Linked DNA regions of Homo sapiens: region 1 is linked to region 2. A link is a loop called in an ENCODE intact Hi-C map of the cell type or tissue named here. Cell type or tissue: dorsolateral prefrontal cortex. All regions are shown on one strand. Each heading gives the region's core, and the rest is flanking DNA. Links, peaks and the distances in the headings are about the cores only.

Region 1 (5,388 bases), core at 77-5,076, 140 kb after region 2:
ACTCACTACTAAGCAAAGGTGAATATAGGAAGGGCAGGGAGAATATGTGTTGGTGGAGGAAATGAAACTTGTTTTTGCCAAAATTGAGAGGGAAGAAAGTAAGAATCTCAGAAAAGAAGAATACTTCCAAATAAATGAGAAAATTGTTTGTGCTGCTTTAGACATTTTTAACTCCAGGATCTATAGCCATGAACCAAAATCAGCTGTTTTCATCCTGATGCAGAATCCACTGTGAGTGCCAAAGGCCCAGTAAGGTACCTGAAAGCGAATAATGGTTTTTCTCCATTTAACCATTGTTCTTTCACTGTCAACATTTCTCTTGATGCTGAAGACAAGAGACAGGAAACAAAATAAATGGAGCAGCCAACTTCTCTCCTTTTGGTTGTATGCCTGCTCATGTACCCTTCCATCCTTTCATGATGCAGAACATTAGCAAATATTGAGAGTTCACAAATCTCTGGTCTTTTAGCCTTAGGGTCAGAGTTTGTGGCAAAAGCTGACTCTGGTATCAATTAGCATTTTTTTTTTTTTTTTTTTTTTGGACAGTCTCACTCTATTGCCCAGGTTGGAGTGCAGTGGTGCTATCTTGGCTCACTGCAACCTCCGCCTCCTGGGTTCAAGAGTTTCTCCTGCCTCAGCCCCCCAAGTAGCTAGGGATTGCAGGCATGGGCCACCACACCCAGCTAATATTTGTATTTTTAGTAGAGTTGGGGTTTCACCATGTTGGCCAGGCTGCTCTTGAACTCCTGACCTCAAGTGATCCACCCACATTGGGCTCCCAAACTGTTGGTATTACAGGCATGAGCCACCACGCCCAGCTGAAATAGCAATTTAAACTTAAATGAAGCTCTTAGTTTTGTCCTGCCCCAGTTTCTTCATCTATAGCATTTGGACCTAGAGAATAATATCTTTAAGGTCACAACCCACACTGAAATTCTCTGATGTATTGAATGTAGGAAGACAGGTAAAGAAACAAATATCCTAAAAGCAAATAGTTAAGTGTAATTCTACATCCAAAATTATTTATCATGCTTACAGCACCACTGTGAGGACATGAAGGATTATAGTACATAGAGGCCATTCAACTTCTTTTTTCCTTCACATCTTAAGAAAGCAGGCCATTCCTAATGGTCATCAGGAAGACGATCTTTCAATTTGGAAACTGGGTCTGTCCCTCTGAAATAAATTAGATGTGAATAAATATAAACTCCGATGCCATTTTTAGAGACTTCTGTTGTCGACAGTAAGCACAATTTAAAGCAGAGCCAGATGCCATGTCCCCTTCTCAGGATATTTAAGAATCTAGATTGTTGCTGACTGTGCAAAGTTGATGTTTGGACTATGTATAGAGTTAGATACAAAATCATTCTAATCAACAGAATAAAACAGCATCACATCTAGATTTTATGGCAATTTGACATATAAGATTTAGTGGATGTGCAGGATTGAGATATTGGAAGAGTTAAGTCTACATCCCTTATTGAATACTCATTGTGTTCCAAGGACATGGTTTAAAAATAGGCATCAGGCAGTTATGTATACAAGGGTAATCACAGCTCTTATAATAATAGTTTTTTAAAGTACCTTTCTCTTATTCACCAAGGAAAGTAGACTTGGTGATTTATAGGAATTGTGAATGCTCTGCACTGCCTCATCTTTCCAAACTAAAGCATCCTTTCTTTATGTAATTCCTTTTCTGGAGTGTTTCCTAGGAAGGCAGTGCCCTCTGAAACAAACAGGTGTTAAAGAAAATCTGATGCAAATAAGGACTCCTGCTGCCACAGAGACACATGCTTTGTACCTATATAAATGCATTTCTCAGAAAGCTCTCACTGTTGAAAAAAACTGTTTGAAAGGAAGCCGAGCTAGCTAAAAATGTTATTCTTTGTACCCTGAATACATCTGCTTCTGTTTCAGATTGGCTGCCTTAGTTATGTGTGTGTGTTTAACATATTAAAATGAGGCTTCTTTATCCTTTTCCATGATTTCAGCACAATTCTCTCCTTTGAGTTCTGGATACTGAACTGATTTGACTATATTTATACTGTGGTGCCATCTGAGACACCCATGGCTGTACACGTTGATGCATGGCTTCAAATGGTCATTGCATGACAGCCCCTTGGCCACTGCAACCCAGACTTAAGTGTGCATGCTCATAGCACCCAAAGAGAATTTACCACACACTAGTCCCTTTCTTCCTTTTCTCGAACTTCCTTTGTGGCTATGTAGTGGGTGGTCACCACTGGAGATGCCTCACAACCTTCAAACAAGGAAGCACCATGCTCCCCATCCCCCATCTTTGAGCTTTCTGCTAAGTGAAGTCTGCCTGATTCAGTCATAGCCAGGGAGGCTGGACCATTGGCTGGGTACTAGGTGAGTCTCAATCTAATTGTATCTTGTTAAGATCAAAGAAATGTCTTTTGGGTGCATATATATATATATATATATATATATGCATCTTCATGCAAATGAGGCAATCATATATTGGTACTAAAGTGGACTGAGATGCAACCTCAATAGGTTGTTCAGATTTCAGCTGAATTCTCAAATCTACTTTCTTGGCTCTTCTGGAGATTCAGCTCTTTCTAGAAAATCCTTAGGATGCCCAAAACAAAAAGAAAAATCTGTAGGTGGCCCCAGAACAGTATTTCCCAAAGTGCACCTTATGGCTTGCCCTGATGAACACTCTGTAAAACAGTTCTATAGTCAAATAAATTTGGAGAACACATTGTCTTTATCTTTTGGAAATGTACAGCTCACATTAACATATGAAAGGTTTTAGGAACTCCTACAGTTGAAAAATATCTGTTAATTTTTTTAAATCCAGTGTTTCCTAAATTTATCTTGATGTAGAAACTATTTTTTGCATAGCATTTATCATCATCCAAAATTTGGGGAAACACTAAACCCTTAACACCCTGAGAATGAGCCAAGAGTTCCCCATTGTCCCAGGTTTCTGAATATAAATCCTTAAGCAGATGGTCTTTCTTGAGCTTATCCTAGCCCCTAGGACTTCCTCAGGAGGGATATCATGGACTAGCATTTTGGATCTGGAGTGAGATTTGAATTCAGCGTGGAAAGCTGAGCTGGCCAGAGCTCACGAACTGCTCCCACATGAAGCGGTATTTTGCCTGCCAACATGGCTTCTTGACATTGTTCCTCTCATATACCAAATTTGCCCTCCCAATTTAATTAACATAGGAAATTGGAGGTGGGAAAGCCAGTGATTTTTGCCAGAGGCACTTCTGAATCTGTTCTAACAGAAAGTGAGTCAGTGCTCATCTTTTTATTTTAAAGAAAGTCCAGACACTCTTAAAACACGTTCTATTTTTAACAAAACACTATTAAACTGTCACACACCCTTCTTTCTGTTTTCTTGTCCACCGCTGCTGATGGTGACCAAGATATTTGTATGGGAATAAAAGCTGTCTTCTTTATATTCAACTGACATCTCTACTTCCCTGATATTACTATTTTGCATTTCTATAGACTTTATCTTTCTGAAAGGCTTTACAATTATTCATTAGTTATTCCCCCCAGCTTCTTGATCAGGTAGAACACTATGGTTTACCACTTTTCCCATTTCATAGCCCTCCATTCAGTTCCTCTCCTCTTCTCTTCATGGAGAGAAGAGGGAGGTAAATAACTAAATAACTGAGGGCCTACTGTATGTCAAGCTTTTTTAAAAAAAATCATGTAATCACCATAATCCTCCAACAGTAATAAGATTTCTTGATGGAATTTAGTGAGTTTCATGCTGCTCTGCTTTTCTCCTTCCAAGTTAGCTATAGAGAAAATTATATACAACAACAACCCTGGCCAAATGAGGGGAAAAATGATCAGCTTTATTAATAGCTGGGTGAGCATCTAAGCAATACCTCCTCCCTCCCCCTGCCACACACATACCATAGCCGAACCCTACCCAGTTCAGAGATTCTCTGGTAAGGGTCACCAATGAGAAGCTTAATCTTGGAATCATAAGCGAGGCTTCTTATTCCTTCCCCATCAGCTAGCCTTCATACCTAAATGTCTAGGACTGCATTTACCCATCACTGACAGAAGAAAGGAGTGGGAATAGATACAACCCCAAAGGGCAGGCCTTGCTCAGAATGTGTTTCCAAGGAGGACAAGAAGTTCTCCATGCATGGGCACATTGGAACTTAGGAACCCATGTTCAGGGCATAGAAATCCTGCACTTATGAATCATGACCATAAAAAAAAGAAGCCCTCTTCCCTCAAATTTGAAAGTCCTTTCACTGAGGATAACAATGTGCGGACCACATGTAAAAATAGTAAAAGCTGCATACCATGAGACCAATTTAGAAAAATGAGGAGAACAGTAGAAATTATCCTCACTTCCTCAATACCTAAATCAATGGTATTGATTATCTACATTGTTTTGCAAATGAGAAAAGCAAGGCACAGTTTTGATTAAATGAATGGTACAAGTTCATAAAAGCCAGCAAGAGTCAGATCTCATTCTACACTGTTTTTGACAGTGCAGGATGACCCCAGTATCTTGGATCCAGAATCACCTGCCTTGCAGCTACTGATTTCATCTTTTTCTACTCTGATAATAATTTTTATCTCAGATACCACTATATATATCCACAAGGAGTATATTACACCTCACTCAACTACCTGGGAGTTGGCCACCTTATAACTACACCTACCTGGAACTGAGTAGCAATCAATTTCAGTTGAATATGTATGTGGCAAACTATTTTAACAGCTAAAGACCATTATTTTTAGCTACTAGTGTACTTTGTTCACATAAACCCTGTTTGGACCTTAAATTGGGTTTTTTGTTTACAAACAATCCTAAGAACTGGATTTATTTCCTTGCTGTCTTATTTATAAATCTTAGCAAGGGGTAGAGAATTTTAGAAAAATTAGAAAGGAGAAAGAATAACAGTTAATAGCTTGACTGGGGAGAAAACATAAATGACAACATAAAAACATAAACAACAAAAGCAGATGCAAAAACTTAAAGCTCACACAAGCATAGGTACATTTAGTGAAATGGCAAATAGCCCAGCAGATGTTTCAGTTAATTTTAATGGTATCAATGTTGTACAACAATAGATGTTCATAATAATAAACTTGGCTCTTCAGGGAAAAATAAATAGCAGTGTTTTCTTTTTGAAATGGCAAGAATATATGTGTGACACATTTAAGAAAGATTTTCATCCCTAGAAGTTAGAATGTAAAATGTTTTACTACTTAAAGAGGTAACCCCTCAACAATTATGAAAACAAACAAAACATTTCTCTACAGAATAAATCATTTCCAAGGAGCCCTGGATAAATATGGTCTTACAGATACACTTTGTATTCTGCCAGGAATAAATACAATGAAAGGAAATCACAAATTTGTCACATATTCTTC
Region 2 (5,388 bases), core at 148-5,147:
GAGATATATGTCAAGGAAAAATAAGTAGCATAGTTTACTTCAAGCATAAATTAATCATCCAAACATATCCAAGTAAAATAACCATAGGAAAAAAATGCCCCCACATTTATGAAGTTTTCAAACCTGGCTGCTATATAAAATGATGTATTCCATTTTAAAATCAAGGTGTTTTTTTTTTGTTTTGTTTTGTTTTTTTTTGCATGCTTTCATTTACTTTTGTGGTTCCCAAAACATATGTATGACTTTGCTTCCTTCTTGCTGAATTAAAATCAAGTGTTATCTCAGGAGTTGTATATATTGAGAGGACTGAGAGGTTTCTGGTTGGTATCAAGCATTTGCTTCTACTGTCATTTTTTATGGTACACATCTCTATGGCACGATCAATGTTTGAAATCAATGCTGTTTGAAAGTGCAGCACCTAAGTTCCTCCGCTCTTTGTCCAATACAGGAACAAGCAGAAGAGGCTTCATCCCAGGGACACTCAGTTCAATCATTTACTTGCAAAAGGACTGAATTTTGAATATAAATCATATTTGTCTGCCTAAATTCAGAGGCCTTTGATTCTATAAAAGGGGAGAGATGATTTTGAGATCATATGTGTTTCATCAATCTTTGGCTAAACTTTGGACAAGCATGTTTGATAAATTGATGTTCATTAACAAGCAACTGTGCAATTCAGAAATCACTTATTTGTTATATATTCTTCTTTTGATTGTTCCTCAGAATCAATTCACCATTTTGTTGGCTAATATGGGCCTTAAAAATATGTAGGATCAGGCATGGTGGCTCATGCCTATAATCCCAGCACTTTGGGAGGCCGAAGCAGGAAGATTACTTGAGGCCAGTAGTTTGAGACCAGGCTGGGCAATATAGTGAGACCCAATTTCTACAAAAAGTTTAAAACTTATCCAGGTGTGGCGGCTCACACCTATGGTCCCAGCTACTCTGGAAGCTGAGGCGGGATGCTCACTTGAGCCCAGGAGGTTGAGGCTATAGTGAGCTGTAATCACACCACAGCACTCTAGCCTAGGTGACAGAGTGAGACCCTGTCTCCAAAAAAGTAAATAAATAAATACAATTAAATTAAGAAAACAAATTAGCCAGGCATGGCGGCATGTATCTGTAGTTCTAGCAACTCAGAAGGATTGCTTTAGTCCAGAGATTTGAGGCTGCAGCAGGCATGAGCCACTGCACTTCAGCCTAGGCAGCAGAGTAAGACCCTGTCTCTTAAAAGAAAAAAAAGGAAGAAAGAGAAGAAAAGAAAAGTGACCTCATTTACTCTAGCCACTTCAGGTTTCCTAACATGAAGCTGCCTTGGGAGACTCCTCCATGGCCACCTACATTCCATCAAAGGTATTCCAAACGGTGTTATCACAATTTTATTTGAGATTATGTTCACTTCTTTTGTGGAATTGCTAGGGCAGTTAATAATGGCAGAAATACAGAAGTGAGAAACAACCAATGGAATAAGAATGGTGGGTACACAAATAAACAAGAGATGGCATGTAGAGCATGTGCATTTCAAGGTTATGTGTGCTTTATGTAGAGGGAAAAATGAATGTAGTTTTTTTGTCCAGATGAGCTCTACACAGATAGCAGTCATTTCTCCTTGCTTATCTGAGACCGTTGGACAACTGTCACCTCCCTTCATCTCCTTTCAGCGAAGACAGATTGCTCTCATCAGCTTTCCATTCTGAATTCTTCTCCCTTGACCTGTGTCTCTTAAGTCCCATTCTGGCAGTGGGAACATACGCATTGAATTTTCTTCCATCTATAGAAATACTGGAGTGAGGTCAGAATCATAGTGTTTTGCCTGAGAGTTCCCCTCCCCTCAACTGTGTTTACCCAGGAAGGATAAAACTATCCACACATAACAGGAATTTGCTTTCTCTTTGGGTATGTCATTCTACTGTGCACTGTGCTTCAGCGAGCTTTCCATTGCCTTCTGTTTAATTCCACTCCCAGTAAGTAGAAAAGGGGACCAGTTTTTTTCCCCCCCCAAAGAGAGGCAGAGTAAAGAGCTGCTGTTACCTGGAGCGTGGGGACTCAAGATGAGACAGGGCTTTAGCGATGTATGTTGAGGGCAAAAAGGAGGACTTTGAAAGGTGAACCTTAAAGAGACAAGCTGGTCATTGAAAACTAAATTGCCAAACTTGCCTCCAGTGAACAAATGCACCTGCCATTCGTATTGCAGCCAATTTGCTGTTTCTACTTTTATCTCTCTCACGCAGCAGGCTCCAAACTCTCAAAGGTTTTCCTGTGGCCTCTCTTTGTAATGCCCCACCCAGCAGGACTGTTAGATAGAGGCTTCTGTGTAGGCATTTTATTCCCACCTTCTCTCCCACTCATTGCATTAAAATAAATTGAAACAATAATATTCCCAAGAGAAGTAAAGTTCTAAGGAGCAACAGCTCTTCCTCCAAACCCTAATGCTACTGGAAGCTGTCCAGCTTTTCAAGATGGTGCATGGTGCCTCCATAAAATACAGGCACTGGAGCCTAGCCACCAAGGGAGAGACACTCTGTGCTGTTAACACGTTACTTAGGTGTGAAGTAATGCTTTTAAATGTACTCTCACAGAGTGAATAATAGCTTCTGGAGAAAGACTTCCTTTGATGGATGAAATTGTATAAGCAGGGTCTCATCCCCAAAGCATTTTTTGCCATGTGCAGAAATGTTTGATAATGAATGATCATCAAGTGACTAGTTTTAATTACCTAAACAGGAGGGGGAAACACCATCTTTCCATAAAAAGAATTCAGAATGACAAATGTAGATTTGCTTATGTGAAAACATTCAATTCAATCATTTCCAAAAGATTTGTTTCAACATGTATTGTTGAGCTTTCACAATAGCTTACATTTCTCAACCCTGAAAGATGCTTCCAGTTACAGACTTCTAATTCTCTATGCCTGTGGTTCTCTGAAGACACCTCTATACATTTAAATATAGGCTATTGCAAACACTGGCAGGGAAAAAAAGAAAGACCTTGGAACTGCATCAAATATAGGTTGTTTTTATCCTCCCTCTCTCATGAAAACCTGAAGTAAATGCTATGCAAAGTATTCTAATGCTGCCTTAAGGTTGGTATTTTTATTTGCACAAAAGAAACATTATTCAATTGTGGTTTCTCAATCAACTATAACTCTTACCCAATATAAGGGAAGATCTCAGTCTTTTGTCTTATAACATGCAGAAAATGACAAGCATTTGAGCAATATTTCTATTCTGTTGCCCTTCGTGGTCTTTCTGACTTGCACTTCTCTCTCTTACTTTAGGCCAGCCAAATGAACAGCCTTCAATTAAAAGAGGAAGTGCTAAGTGACTGTAGTGTGTATCTCAGAATGAGAGGCGGGTGTATATATATAGCATACATCTCAGAGAAGGGGAGAGAGCTCTCATCTGAGAGCAAAGGAATTAGAAATAAAAAGAAAGTATTCAAGGCATTCCACGGTTCAAGAAATAAATCCTATTTAATGCTTTAGTTTTCTCTACAGAGATGTTACAGATTCAAGTAAATAAAAGTTGCTGGTCACCTGTTACCTCCCAAAAGTGTATGTCCAGAGAGAGGTCTCTGGCCTTCACTGATACATTTATTCATGCTTTCCCTTTCTGTGTTCCAGAGAAATATTTCAAATCACTATTTCTGATGTTCCAATCAGGTGGCACTGGCGTCTTCAGAGATTAGTGACATTTATTATGAATACTTCCTATATTCCAGACATCATGTATTTCACACGCATTATTTTATTTAAAATTTGTAAAGGCCTATAAGTTAATTTTCCCATCCTTCAGGTGAGAAAACTGAAAGATTAAGTAATTTCCCCAAGATTAAATAGCTAGTAAATTGAGGAACTGGGACTGAAACAAGGCTCTGAAACCCAGTGTCTAACCACCAAATTATACACTATGAATACATATTGAAAGAGATAGTCCCCATCCTCTTGGATCTTCAGACATCCTTTGTTCAGGACATTGATCACACTCATATCTTTTATTCTAGATCCCTGGCCTCTTATGTTCATCCATATAAGGAAGCATTAACCATGAGACTATGGAAATTCAGCTCAAGGGTTAGTCCTCCTGGTTCACTTCTAAAATGCTCATCTAAACAGAATAAGCTTATACCACTGAAGTTGAGTACAATCTTGTCATATAGGACATTACTGATATATATATATCAGTATGATTATATATATGATTATATATATGCACATACAAACTATAAAGGTGTGCTAGGCCAAGTATAACCACATAGTCATGGGACATATTCTGCAAGCCCTACATAAAAATCAGTAATGTTACCATACAATTCTGGCTCAATTTTATCTTCCTTTTGTGCTTTCTGAGAAGAAGATTACATAAAAGAAAATATTCTAAGCATATATACCCAATATACTTTCCCTAAATGATTTAGTTAATCCTTGTGTCTGTCCTGGAATCTAGAAAATTGGAATGTTATTTTTATCTCTTTGGAGATAAAGAGACTGAACTATGGAGAGATTTTGTAGCATGAAGGAGCCCTACTGAGAGTCAGAGAAAGTATGGGGCTCAAAATCTAGGTCTCCTGAAGCCTTGCATTTAGTGAATGGGACTGCTCTTAGATAACTGCTTACTTATGTAGGCCAGATCTTATTTTCTATCCAGAGTCACACATTTTCAGTTTGTCCCTCTCACTATTATCCTGAAATCCTCCCTGGTTGGCCTTAAAAATAGCTTCTGTACTAGAAATATATTCAGTGAAATTCCTTTATGTTTTTCTTATGAAGAAATGATTGTTTAATAAGGAAACCTGCAAAATGCCAAATATAGAATTGTTTCACTATGGGAAACTGAGAACATACTTGACCTATGTTTGAAATCTTATTTGTTCTGATAAAGCATAATTTTGTATTTCAGTAAGGGAAACTAATACAGAGGTCCCCGAGTCCTTGCATTGATTATGTAACAGATTTTCCTTAAATAATTCCTGAGGTATTGTCTTTCTCCTCTAGCTGGAGGAAGAAAAAAAGATCTGCAGGTACAAAAGATACCAAGACAGAGAGAAAGCCAAAAATATTATCCAGGACTCATTTATTCCAGCAGCTATGCTATTTACTAGCTAGCATATGCAAATGGAGAGAAACTTGGTTATAGTACCTGGACTGCAAAGTAAGAATTTTTAGTACAATATTTCCTCAAGCAATTTCTAGAAATACTTGGTACTGTTCATTATCTTAATAGTTGTGAATGGAAGTTGTGACTCTATTGATGAGAATGCCATTTTGCTAATTCAATAATACTCTTATATTATCTTTGTTTAGATTTTACAGAATACTTTCTTTGACACTATGCATTTTATAAAATTCCATTTTGAGATTGCCAAATTTCCAGGCTCAGTGACTTATAG

Evidence for each region. Hi-C counts contacts between places; a loop is a spot of excess contacts. Peaks named below come from ENCODE experiments on the same cell type or tissue, not always from the same donor. Only the 100,000 strongest peaks of a DNase experiment are listed, where the experiment ranks them.
Region 1: a loop joins it to region 2, with 15 times the contacts of the local background. A loop is called at or near these places in 1 of 110 quality-filtered maps.

What each region holds. Positions count from the first base shown.
Region 1 is chr3:115,895,665-115,901,052 of GRCh38, reverse strand. All of the region lies in intron 3 of LSAMP (limbic system associated membrane protein), which reads left to right. The region is part of intron 1 of LOC124906269 (a long non-coding RNA gene); the gene reads right to left. Among named protein-coding and RNA genes, the nearest start is that of SNORD155, 6.8 kb to the left of the region's middle. In dorsolateral prefrontal cortex, for the core only: no CTCF peak of the experiment used is centred there; no DNase peak of the experiment used is centred there; H3K27ac peaks cover 3,387 bases.
Region 2 is chr3:116,036,607-116,041,994 of GRCh38, reverse strand. The region is part of intron 2 of LSAMP (limbic system associated membrane protein); the gene reads left to right. All of the region lies in intron 2 of LOC124906269 (a long non-coding RNA gene), which reads right to left. Among named protein-coding and RNA genes, the nearest start is that of SNORD155, 130 kb to the right of the region's middle. In dorsolateral prefrontal cortex, for the core only: no CTCF peak of the experiment used is centred there; a DNase peak (open chromatin) is centred at 2,474; H3K27ac peaks cover 3,626 bases.